2 separate regions of the Homo sapiens genome follow, and region 1 is linked to region 2. Evidence: read pairs that join two places in POLR2A ChIA-PET (ENCODE). Cell type or tissue: GM12878. All regions are shown on one strand. Links, peaks and the distances in the headings refer to the core of each region. The heading gives the core; the rest is flanking DNA.

What was found. ChIA-PET counts read pairs that join two places held together with the same protein. Peaks named below come from ENCODE experiments on the same cell type or tissue, not always from the same donor. Only the 100,000 strongest peaks of a DNase experiment are listed, where the experiment ranks them.
Region 1: POLR2A ChIA-PET joins it to region 2 with 9 read pairs; 27 of 35 experiments call an interaction of 5 or more read pairs at or near these places.

Annotation. Positions count from the first base shown.
Region 1 is chr17:75,134,141-75,139,516 of GRCh38, forward strand. It overlaps JPT1 (Jupiter microtubule associated homolog 1), which reads right to left. Exons shown (of 5, transcript NM_016185.4): 5 at 1,108-2,110. The coding sequence ends at 1,962. It overlaps LOC107985034 (a long non-coding RNA gene), which reads left to right and starts at 2,110. Exons shown (of 2, transcript XR_007065907.1): 1 at 2,110-5,376. In GM12878, for the core only: no CTCF peak of the experiment used is centred there; no DNase peak of the experiment used is centred there.
Region 2 is chr17:75,186,938-75,192,313 of GRCh38, forward strand. No RefSeq gene overlaps it. Among named protein-coding and RNA genes, the nearest start is that of SUMO2, 6.7 kb to the left of the region's middle. In GM12878, for the core only: no CTCF peak of the experiment used is centred there; a DNase peak (open chromatin) is centred at 2,484; H3K4me3 peaks cover 303 bases.

The DNA.
Region 1 (5,376 bases), core at 167-5,166, 53 kb before region 2:
AAAAAGCCTGACAAACCAGTCTAAGAGGGGCTCAAGTCAACATGCATATGACTCATAGATACGCAGACATTTTGGAGGCCCAGACTTGCGAGTTATCTCAAGGGGAAGCAGTCTTGGGGGCTGAGCCCTCAACTTGTGGAATCAAAGCTATCTCCAGGTAACTGATTGTCAGAATTGAATTGGAGGGCCAGGTGAGGTGGCTCATGCCTATAATCCCAGCACTTTGGGAAGTCGAGGTGGGCAGATTACTTGAGGTCAGGAGTTCGACACCAGCCTGGGCAACATGGCATAAACCCTGTCTCTACTAAAAATACAAAAATTAGCTGGGTGTGGTGGCACATGCCTGTAGTCCCAGCTACTCGGGAGGGTGAGGCAGGAGAATCGCTGGAACCCAGAAGGCAGAGGTTGCAGTGAGCAGATTGTGCCACTGCACTTCAGCCTGGGCGACAGACTGAGACACTGTCTTAAAAAAAAAAAAAAATTGGAGGACACCTAGCTGGTATCCACTGCAGAATTGCTTGCTTGCTTGCTTGCTGGTGGGGAGAAATCCCCGCATATTTAAAGTTGGAGAACTTTTTTTGAGACAGGGTCTTGCTGTCACCCAGGCTGGAGTACAGTGGTGCGATCATGGCTCACTGCAGCCTTGATCTCACAGGGTGAAGCAATCCTCCTGCCTCAGCCTCCCGACTACAGGCGTGTGCCATCACACCTGGCTATTTTTGGTAGAGACGAGGTTTCACCATGTTGCCCAGTCTTGGAGAACACTTTAAAATGTTACTGCCCAGAACAAAGGGGAGGTAGAAGAGTCTAACCTGCTCATCTTTAGAGCCTTCTTCAGAAAGAAACCCACTCCTCTCTGGGTCTTCATCTGTTTTAAGATTTTGTTTTTTAAGGAGGTCTCGCTATGTTGCCCAGGATAGTCTCAAACTCCTGGGCTCAAGCATCCTCTTGCCTTGGCTTCCCAAGTAGCTAATTACAGGCACATCTGGCTATTTAACTTCAAATGACTCCTCCAATCAGTAGGCAGGATTTATAGTGACAAAGAGAAAAGCATCTAACCAGGGAGAACACTGAAACCATCTCAAAAAGAAGACACAGTACACAGTGTTTCAAAATGTGGATATTGTTTACTTGAAGCAACAGTCCAGGATTGTGAAGTACAACACATTTTAAGGATGAGACTTTCCTTTCATGGTCAAGCACCAGCATCATGCACACAGCATCAGGTTATTTAAAACAACACGCCTGTGGGACCCCGTTCCTGGAGGAAGACCCGCTTCAGTGTGATTGCCTCCCTTGCTTCACTGCTTTTAGTTCCAGGCAGTTTCATTGTACATCCAAGCCTTCCTCTGCGTGAGAGCAAAGGCTTTGCTCATCAGCCAGCCAGTCTTGTTACTATCTGGCTACTTTTTAAGGTTAAAAAATAAAAGGCAGTTTCTTTGCTTTGCAGGCGGCAAGGCAGGAGGCGCAGGCCTCTTCATTGTTCACATGTCACAGGAGGAGGCTCTGAGCAAAGGCCACTGGCAAGTTAGGGCAACACCAAGAAGGCTCTGCGGAGAGACTCCCTGTGGGTTGGGGCCTGGCAGGAACGGTGCCTGTGGACTGTTTATGGTCTGTCCAGTTGAGGCTTGGTAAACCCAAGTAAAGTGTTAAAAACCTCAGTACAAAAGATCCTCTAACACATCTGGAACCAAATTATTTCTTCTTAAAAACACAGTACTAAGTGTCACAAAGCTTTCCCTCCAATCTACTACTAGAAAACACTCATGCCATGGCCCACAGACCCAAGAGTCAAGGACAGAGAGAAACCTGTTCTTCAAAAGAAAAAAAAAAAAGACAGCAGTACATAAAGTGCTTCTTTTTAATGAAACAAATCCAAGAGATGTACAGTCAGGCTCAAGTTGTGCAGTTCACAAGCATGGAGGAAACAGACAGAACGACAGCGTTCAGGACAGTCAGAGCTAACCCAAGACGAGGCTGGACTTGCCGCCAGGGGGATTTCTTCTGGATGGCACTGGGGCCGGGGCCACCGGGCTGGGCACAGGCGCAGCAGGCACGGGCTTCTCTTCACTCTGCCCCAGGCTGCCTGGCAAGTCTGTGTCCACATTTTCTATGAAAACAGGGAATAGAAATAATACTCATAATGACAGCCATTTCCTGTTAAGATCAAGGATCTGTTTCTCTTTTTCTTTTTTTTTTGGTTTGATGGTTGGAAACATACCTAAAAGCATAAACAAAATAATCACCCACCATGCTCCCACTCCACAGAATTAACCATTGTTCATCTTTTCCCATATTTGTTGTTTATGTTCTTTTCTAAATTACACAAATATATAAGGACATGAAGTTTTTTTTTGTTTTGTTTTGTTTTTTGACGGAGTCTCGCTGTTGCCCAGGCTGGAGTGCAATGGTGCAGTCTTGGCTCACTGCAACCTCCACTTCCCAGGTTCAAGCAATTCTCCTGCCTCAGCCTCTCTAGTAGCTGGGATTACAGGCGCCTGCCGCCATGCCCGGCTAATTCTTGTATTTTTAGTACAGATGGGGTTTCACCATCCTGGCCAAGCTGGTCTTGAATTCATGACCTTGTGATCCACCTGCCTCGGCCTCCCAAAGTGCTGGGATTACAGGCGTGAGCCACCGCGCCTGGCCCAAGGACATGAAGATTTTTAAATAAGAACAGGGAACTCTAGCTCTACGGCCCCTTCCAGCTCCGGGTGGATCCTGCTCCCCCTATTCCCAGAGGTCCCACTGCAAGTCCTGTGCAGCCTTCTAGTCCACTTGTTTTATGTATATTTACATGTAGCCAGATAACATGTAACATGTTTTGGTTATATTTAACATAAATGGTATCAACTTCTTTTTTTCACTCTTGGAAATGTATCCATATTTACAAACAGGGTAGTAATTCGCCTTGCTTATTAACTGTATGTTTTCAAATCCCTCACCTCACTGTCAAGCTTCATTGCTTTATAGTAATTATCACATGATATAGGCTATTTATCCAATTCTCTGACAGCAAAAAAACTGGAACCCATCCAATTTTCCAAATGAATTGTCTCTCATTAGGGTTGTTTCTAAACCGGGAAAAAACTGATTCAAAGTGCAAAGTGAATGCAAAAATTCTATATTTTCTATGAAAGGAAACTTTTACTAAGAGCTTAATAGTATACATATTTTTAGTTTTTTTGTTTGTTTGTTTTTTGTGGAGGGGTGGGGTGGCAGGTGGAGGATATTGAGACAGGGTCTCACTCTGTGGCCCAGGCTGGAGTGCAGTACCTCAATCACAGCCCACTGTAGCCTCAAACTCCTGGGCTCAAGCAATCCTCCTATATCAGTCTCCCAAATAGCTGGGACTACAGGCGCGCACCACCACAACTGGCTATTTTTGTTTTTTTTTTTTTTTTATTTTTAAAAGATGGGGTCTCCTTATGTTACCCAGGCTGGTCTCAAATTCCTGGACTCAAGTGATCCTCCCATCTCACCCTCCCTAAGTGCTGGGATCACAGGCATGAGCCACCTTCACCCTTCACACAGCCTAGTTTTCCTTTTTTTTTTTTTTTTTTTTTTTTTTTGAGACAGGGTCTTTAACCTCTGCCTCCTGGGTTCAAGCAATTCTCCTGCCTCAGCCTCCCGAGTAGCTGGAATTACAGGCATGCACCACCATGCCTGATTAATTTTTGTATTTTTAGTAGAGACGGGGTTTCGCCATGTTGGCCAGGCTGGTCTCAAACTCCTGGCCTCAAGTGAGCCACCTACCTTGGCCTCCCAAAGTGCTGGGATTACAGGCATTAAGCCACTGCACCCGGCCTAGTTTTCCTTTTTTTTCTTTAGTTGAGATGGAGTTTCACACATGTTGTCCAGGCTAGAGTGCAACAGTGCAATTTCGGCTCACTGCAACCTGTGCCTCCCGGGTTCAAGCAATTCTCCTGCCTCAGCATCCCAAGTAAGTAGCTGGGATTATAGGTGCCCGCTACAACGCCCGACTAATTTTTTGTATTTTTAGTAGAGACAGGGTTTCACCATGTTGGCCTGGCTGGTCTTAAACTCCTGACCTCAGGTGATCCAACCTGCCTTGGCCTCCCAAGGTGCTGGGATTACAGGCGTGAGCCTCCATACTGGGCCTTAGTTTTCTTTTTAATAGCAAGTTTATTTCAGTGTTAACCAATCAAATTCAGTTGCATATTCTAAGATATTCGTAAAAATATTTCATAGAATCCCTTTTGCCTGAAAAGGCAGTAAGGGCAGTTAATAATGCTCCTATATTAATGGATTTTTTTTTTTTTTTTGAGACTGTGTCTCATTCCATCGCCCAGACTGGAGTAAAGTAGCGTGATCCTGGCCCACCACAACCTCCGCCTCCCAGGCTCAAGCGATTCTCCTGCCTCAGCCTCCCAATAGCTGGGGTTATAGGCGCCCGCCACCATGCCCAGCTAATTTTTTGTATTTTTGTAGAGACCAGGTTTCACCATGTTGGCCAGGCTTGTCTCAACCTCCTGACCGCAAGTGATCCACCCACCTCAGCTGCCCAAAGTACTCAGATTACAGGCGTGAGCCACCATGCCCGGCCAAGAAGAGGTCTTTAACACTTACTCTCAATTCATGTACTTATCTCATGATAGGCTAGAAGCAAACAAACCTCCCTCTTCTGTGGCTGCAGTATTTCTCATTGGACAGACATTTATTTTATTTATTTATTTTTCATGCTTTGTTAATGTTAACATACTACTGCTGCTTTTAACATTTCATGAATTTCTGGAACATTCTATGGGAGTAACATAAAATGTTCTATACTATTTAACTACAAGCAAAAATAGAGTATGAAGCTTTTCAGAATGACAACTGTCACAATTATGAACTAAAACTCAGAGAGGGTCACCCATTAGTTTCCTTGGTTACATCCATTGTAAAAGAAGCAAGATCAAATGCACTGGATCAGACACACAAGTCCTACAATAAGTGTCCCTGAAATAACCTAAATATAATTGTAAATATAAAAGAAAAACAAAACTCCACATTTAAAATATTCAAGATAAAGAGAATTCGGACTGAGACAACTTGTTAGTTCAAGCAGTTTCATTTCTGCTGGTGGGACATGGCCTCCTGCTATACATACAGGATCTACTGAAGTCTTCATTCTCTCTCTGAATCCAGCAGTTAATGAACATTCTGAAGAACAAAAAATTATCTTGCAGTCCTGCCATAGTGGTTTATTTTCATAAAATCCTCTTCAGATGAATCAAGCTCAATACTACTAATCTTATATTTGTCTTACATTATTACTAGAACTGTTTTGTTTTTCACAAATACATAACATACTAATAAAGAAGAAGAAAAAAATAAAAAAGCACCTATGGAGACTAAACAAGCAGCAGTAGG
Region 2 (5,376 bases), core at 93-5,092:
TACCGCAAATCATAGCTCACTGCAGCCTCGAACTCCTGGGCTTAAACCATCCTCTCGCCTCAGCCTCTTGAGTAGCTAGGACTACAGACAGGCACCACCACGCCCACCTAATTTATTTTTATTTTTTATAGAAATAGCATCTCCTGGCCGGGCGTGGTGGCTTTTTATTTTTTATAGAAATAGCATCTCCTGGCCGGGCGTGGTGGCTCATGCCTGTAATCCCAGCAAGAATCACTTGAACCCGGGAGACAGAGGTTGCAGTGAGCCAAGATCGCGCCACTGCACTCCAGCCTGGGCAACAAGAATGAAACTCCATCTCAAAAAAAAAAAAAAAGAAAGAAAGAAAGAAATGGCATCCTGGGCTCAAGTGATCCTCCAGCCTTAGCCTCAGCCTCTCAAAACGCTGGGATTACAGGCATGAGCCACTGTACCCTGCCAAATCTGCCTGTTTTGTTCTCTTTTTGGGGAAGGTCTCACTCTGTTGCCCAGGCTAGAGTGCATTGGTGTGATCTCAACTCACTGCAACCTCTGCCTCTTGGGCTCAAGGGATCCTCCTGCCTCAGACTCCCAAGTAGCTTCAACTACAGGTGCATGCCACCACACAAGGCTAATTTTTTTAAAATTTTTTGTACAGATGGGGCTCTCACTATGTTCCTCAGACTGGTCTCAAACCCCTGAGCTCAAGAGATCCCCTCACCTCAGCTTCCCAAAGTGATAGGATTATAGGTGGGAGCCACTATGCCCAGCCCTGGTAATTCTTAAACACACTAAAGTTTGAGGCCGGGCACGGTAGCTCATGCCTGTAGTCCCAGCACTTTGGGAGGCCGAGGTGAGGGGATCACCTGAGCTCAGGAATTCAAGACCAGCCTGGGCAACATGGTGAAATCCCGTCTCTACTAAAAATACAAAAATTAGCCGGGCATGGTGGCGTACCCAGCTACTCCAGAGGCTGAGACAGGAGAATTGCTAGAAACCAGGAGGCAGAGGTTGCCATGAGCTGAGACTGCAGCATTGCATTCCAGCCTGGGTGACAGAGTGTGACCCTGCCTCAAAAAAAAAAAAAAAGTAATAAATAATAAAGTTTGAGAAACACAAGCCATTATAAAATAAATATAAATCAAAAGGGTCAGGCACTGTGGCTCACGCCTGGAATCCCAGCCTTTTGGGAGACCAAGGCAGGCAGATCACCTGAGGTCAGGAGTTCAAGACCAGCCTGGCCAACCTGGTGAAATCCCGTCTCTATTAAAAAGATAAAAATTAGCTGGGCATGGTAGCAGGCGCCTGTAATCCCAGCTACTCGGGAGGCTGAGGCAGGGGAATCACTTGAACCCGGGAGGCAGAGGTTGCAGTGAGCCGAAATGGTGCCACTGAACTCCAGCCTGGGTGACAACACAGCGAGACTCTGTCTCAGAATAAGTAAGTAAGTAAATAAATAAATAAAAATACAAAAATTAGCTGGGCATCATGGCGGCTACCTGTAGTCCCAGCTACTCAGGAGGCTGAGGCAGGAAAATCGCTTGAACCCGGGAGGCAGAGGTTGCAGTGAGCCAAGATTGTGCCATTGCACTCCAGCCTGGGCGACAGTGCAAGACTCTGTCTCAAAAAATATAAAATAAAATAAAAAATAAACCAAAAGAAGTTTCTGATACTCCCTGGTTCCTCACTAATCATCTGCTTCACAGGATATGACCTATGCGCCCTTTGAGAACTAATCCAAATTAACCACTCTATAGCCTTGTTTCTCATCCTGAAGCCTCTGCTTTGGTCATATTCAATCACTTGGGGTTCCTAAATGTTCTCTCTCAACTCCAAGCTTTTGTACGTTGTAGGCGTTCGAGGATTCACTGAATGAATGAATGAATGAATGAATTGAAACTATCAGCTGGTTGCAGTGGCTCATGTCTGTAATTCCAGCACTTTGGGAGGACAAGGTGAGAGGATTACTTGAGCCCAGGAGATTATGGCTGCAATAAGCTATGATTGTGCCCCTGCACTCCAGCCTGGGTGACAGAGTGAGACCCTACCTCAAAAAACAACAAAAATAACCTATTACTGGGCCAGGTGCGATGGCTCACGCCTGTAATCCCAGCACTTTGGGATGGCGAGGAGGGTGGATCACCTGAGGCCAGGAGTTCCAAGATCAGCCTGGCCAACAGGCAAAACCCTGTCTCTACTAAAAATACAAAAATTAGCTGGGCATGGCGGTGCATGCCTGTAATTCCAGCTACTTGGGAGGCTGAGACAGGAGAATCGCTTGAACTCGGGAGGTGGAGGTTGCAGTGAGCCGAGATTGTGCCACTGCACTCCAGCCTAGGTGACAGAGCAAGACCCTGTCTCAAAAACAAAACAAAACAAAACAAAAAAACCCCATTACTATGTGTAAGATACTATGACACTGGAGATACCAAGAAGGGGAGACAAAATCTCTGACTCATATAACTTATGATTGGGGGAGGAGGAAATACACAAGAAGTGAAAGAGAAAGAGAACCAACAATTGTTGAGTACCTGCCACCTATCAAGCACTAAGTGGGACATTACTAATGTTAGCTCATTTTCCTCTTACACAAATGATTGCAAGCAGGTGTAGTAGTTATTTGCTACTCTCAAAGGGGTTAAGTAAACATGCTATCACATAGCTAGAAAGTAGTGTTAACTGAGCTCCTGCTGTGTGCTAGGGAAAAGACAAAGAGATACTGGCCGGGCACAGTGGCTCATACCTGTAATCCCAGCACTTTGGGAGGCTGAGACAGGCAGATCACCTGAGGTCAGGAGTTCAAGACCAGCCTGGCCAACATGGTGAAACCCGGTCTCTACTAAAAATACAAAAAACAGCTGGGCGTGGCAGCAGGCGCCTGTAATCCCAGCTACTCGGGAGGCTGAGGCAGGACAATCACTTGAACCTGGGAGGCAGAGGTTGCTGTGAGCCGAGATTGCACCACTGCACTCCAGCCTGGGCGAGAGGAGCAAGACTCTGTCTCAAAAGAAAAAAAAACCCAAAAAAAACTACCTGACAACCTATTACACTAAATTACAAAATCACCTTCAGGCAAAGGAGGAATTTGTATAAGATGCTTGTTCGGCCGGGGGCGGTGGCTCACGCCTGTAATCCCAGCACTTTGGGAGGCCAAGGTGGGAGAATCACGAGGTCAGGAGTTCGAGACCAGTCTGGCCAACATGGTGAAACCCCATCTCTACCAAAAATACAAAAAATTAGGTGGGCGCGGTGGCAGGCGCCTGTAATCCCAGCTACTTGGGAGGCTGAGGCAGGAAAATCACTTGAACCCAGGAGGCGGAGGTTGTGGTGAGCTGTGATCCTGCACTGCACTCCAGCCTGGGCGACAGAGTGAGACTCCATCTCAAAATAATAATAATAATAATAATAATAATAATAATAATAATGCTGCATGTTCAAGGCCGGGCTCAGTGACTCACTTCTGTAATCCCAGCACTTTGGGAGGCTGAGGCAGGTGGATCACCTGAGGTCAGGAGTTCGAGACCAGCCTGGACAATATAGTGAAACCCCATCTCTACTAAAAATACAAAAATTATCCGGGCGTGGTGGCGCACGCCTATAATCCCAGCTGCTCAGGAGGCTGAGGCAGGAGAATTGCTTGAACCTGGGAGATGAAGGATGCAGTGAGCTGCGATCACACCATTGCACTCCTGCCTGGGCAACAAGAGCGAAACTTCATCTAAAAAAATAAGAAAAACAATAGCTGGGCACAGTGGCTCACGCCTGTAATCCCAGAACTTTGGGAGGCCGAGGCAGGTGGATCACCTGAGGTAAGGACTTCAAGACCAACCTTGTCAACATGGTGAAACCTCGTCTCTATTAAATATACAAAAACTAGCTGGGTGTGGTGGTGGGCGCCTGTGATCCCAGCTACTTGGGAGGCTGAGGCAGCAGAATCATTTGAACTTGGGAGGCAGAGGTTGCAGTGAGCTGAGATCACTCCACTGCCCTCCAGCCTGGGCAACAAGAGAAAAACTTCGTCTCAAAAAAAAAAAAAAATACATGTTCAAATGTCTGAGCAATATGTATTCCAAGGGCACATTGAAATTCTGGGAGCTGGGTCTAGGCAATGTACTGAAATTATATTCTGAAAATCCTTTTGCAATTTCCAGGAAAAAATTGTGAAGAGATAGAAATTTCCTATTAATATTCTCCCTCCATCTTTTTTTTTTTTTTTTTTTTTGAGATGGAGTCTTGCTCTGTAGCCAGGCTGGAGTGCAGTGGCGTGATTTCGCCTCACTGCAACCTCCACCTCCCAGGTTCAAGCGATTCTCCTGCCTCAGCCTCCCGAGTAGCTGGGACCACAGGAGCGAGCCACCACGCTCAGCTAATTTTTTATTTTTAGTAGAGATGGGGTTTCACCATGTTGGCCAGTATGGTCTCGATCTCTTGACCCTGTGATCCGCCCACCTCAGCCACCCAAAGTGCTGGGATTACAGGCGTGAGCCACTGCACCTCTCCTTCCATCATTTTTATAGGGGTGGGAGGAAACGGATAGCTGTGCACTGAAAAAGGATGCTTTGGAAAAAGAAAGTGGGTCTGGGCACACTGGCTCACCCTTGAATTCCCAGCACTTTGGCAGGCCTGGCAGGCTGAGTTGGGTGGTTCGAGACCAGCCTAGGCAACAGGGTGAAAACTCGTCTCTATCAAAAATACCAAAAATCAGCCAGGCATAGTGGTGCTTGCCTGTGGTCGGAGCTACTCAAGAAGCTGAGATGGGAGGATCACTTGAGCCCAGGAAGCAAAGGCTGCAGTGAGCTGTGAGCTGTGATCACACTACTGCTCTCCAGCCTGGATGACGTAATGAGGCCCCATCTCAAAAAAAAAAAAAAAGGAAAAGAAAAAGAAAGTGGACTAGGAGACGGTGGCTCATATGCTCATATCAGTAATCCCAGCACCTTGGGAGGCCAAGGCACAAGGATCACTTGAGGCCAAGAGTTCAAGACCAGCCTGGGCAACATAGCAAGACCTTTGTCTCTAATAAATAAAAAATAAAATCAATAAAAATAAGAATAAAAAATTTTTTTTTGACACGGAGTCTCGCTCTGTCACCCAGGCTGGAGTGTAATGGTGGGCTCTTGGCTCACTGCAACCTCCACTTCCTGGGTTCAGGTGATTCTCTCACCTCAGCCTCCTGAGTAGCTGGGATTACAGGCTATGCCACCATGACTGGTTAATTTTTGTATTATTATTATTTTTAGAGACAGCGTCTTTCACTGTTGCCCAGGCTGGACAATCTCAGCTCACTGCAATCTCTCAGGTTCAAGCAATTCTCCTGCCTCAGCCTCCTGAGTAGCTGGGATTACAGGCGTGTGTCACCACACCGGAATAATTTTATTTATTTAATTATTTTTGAGACGG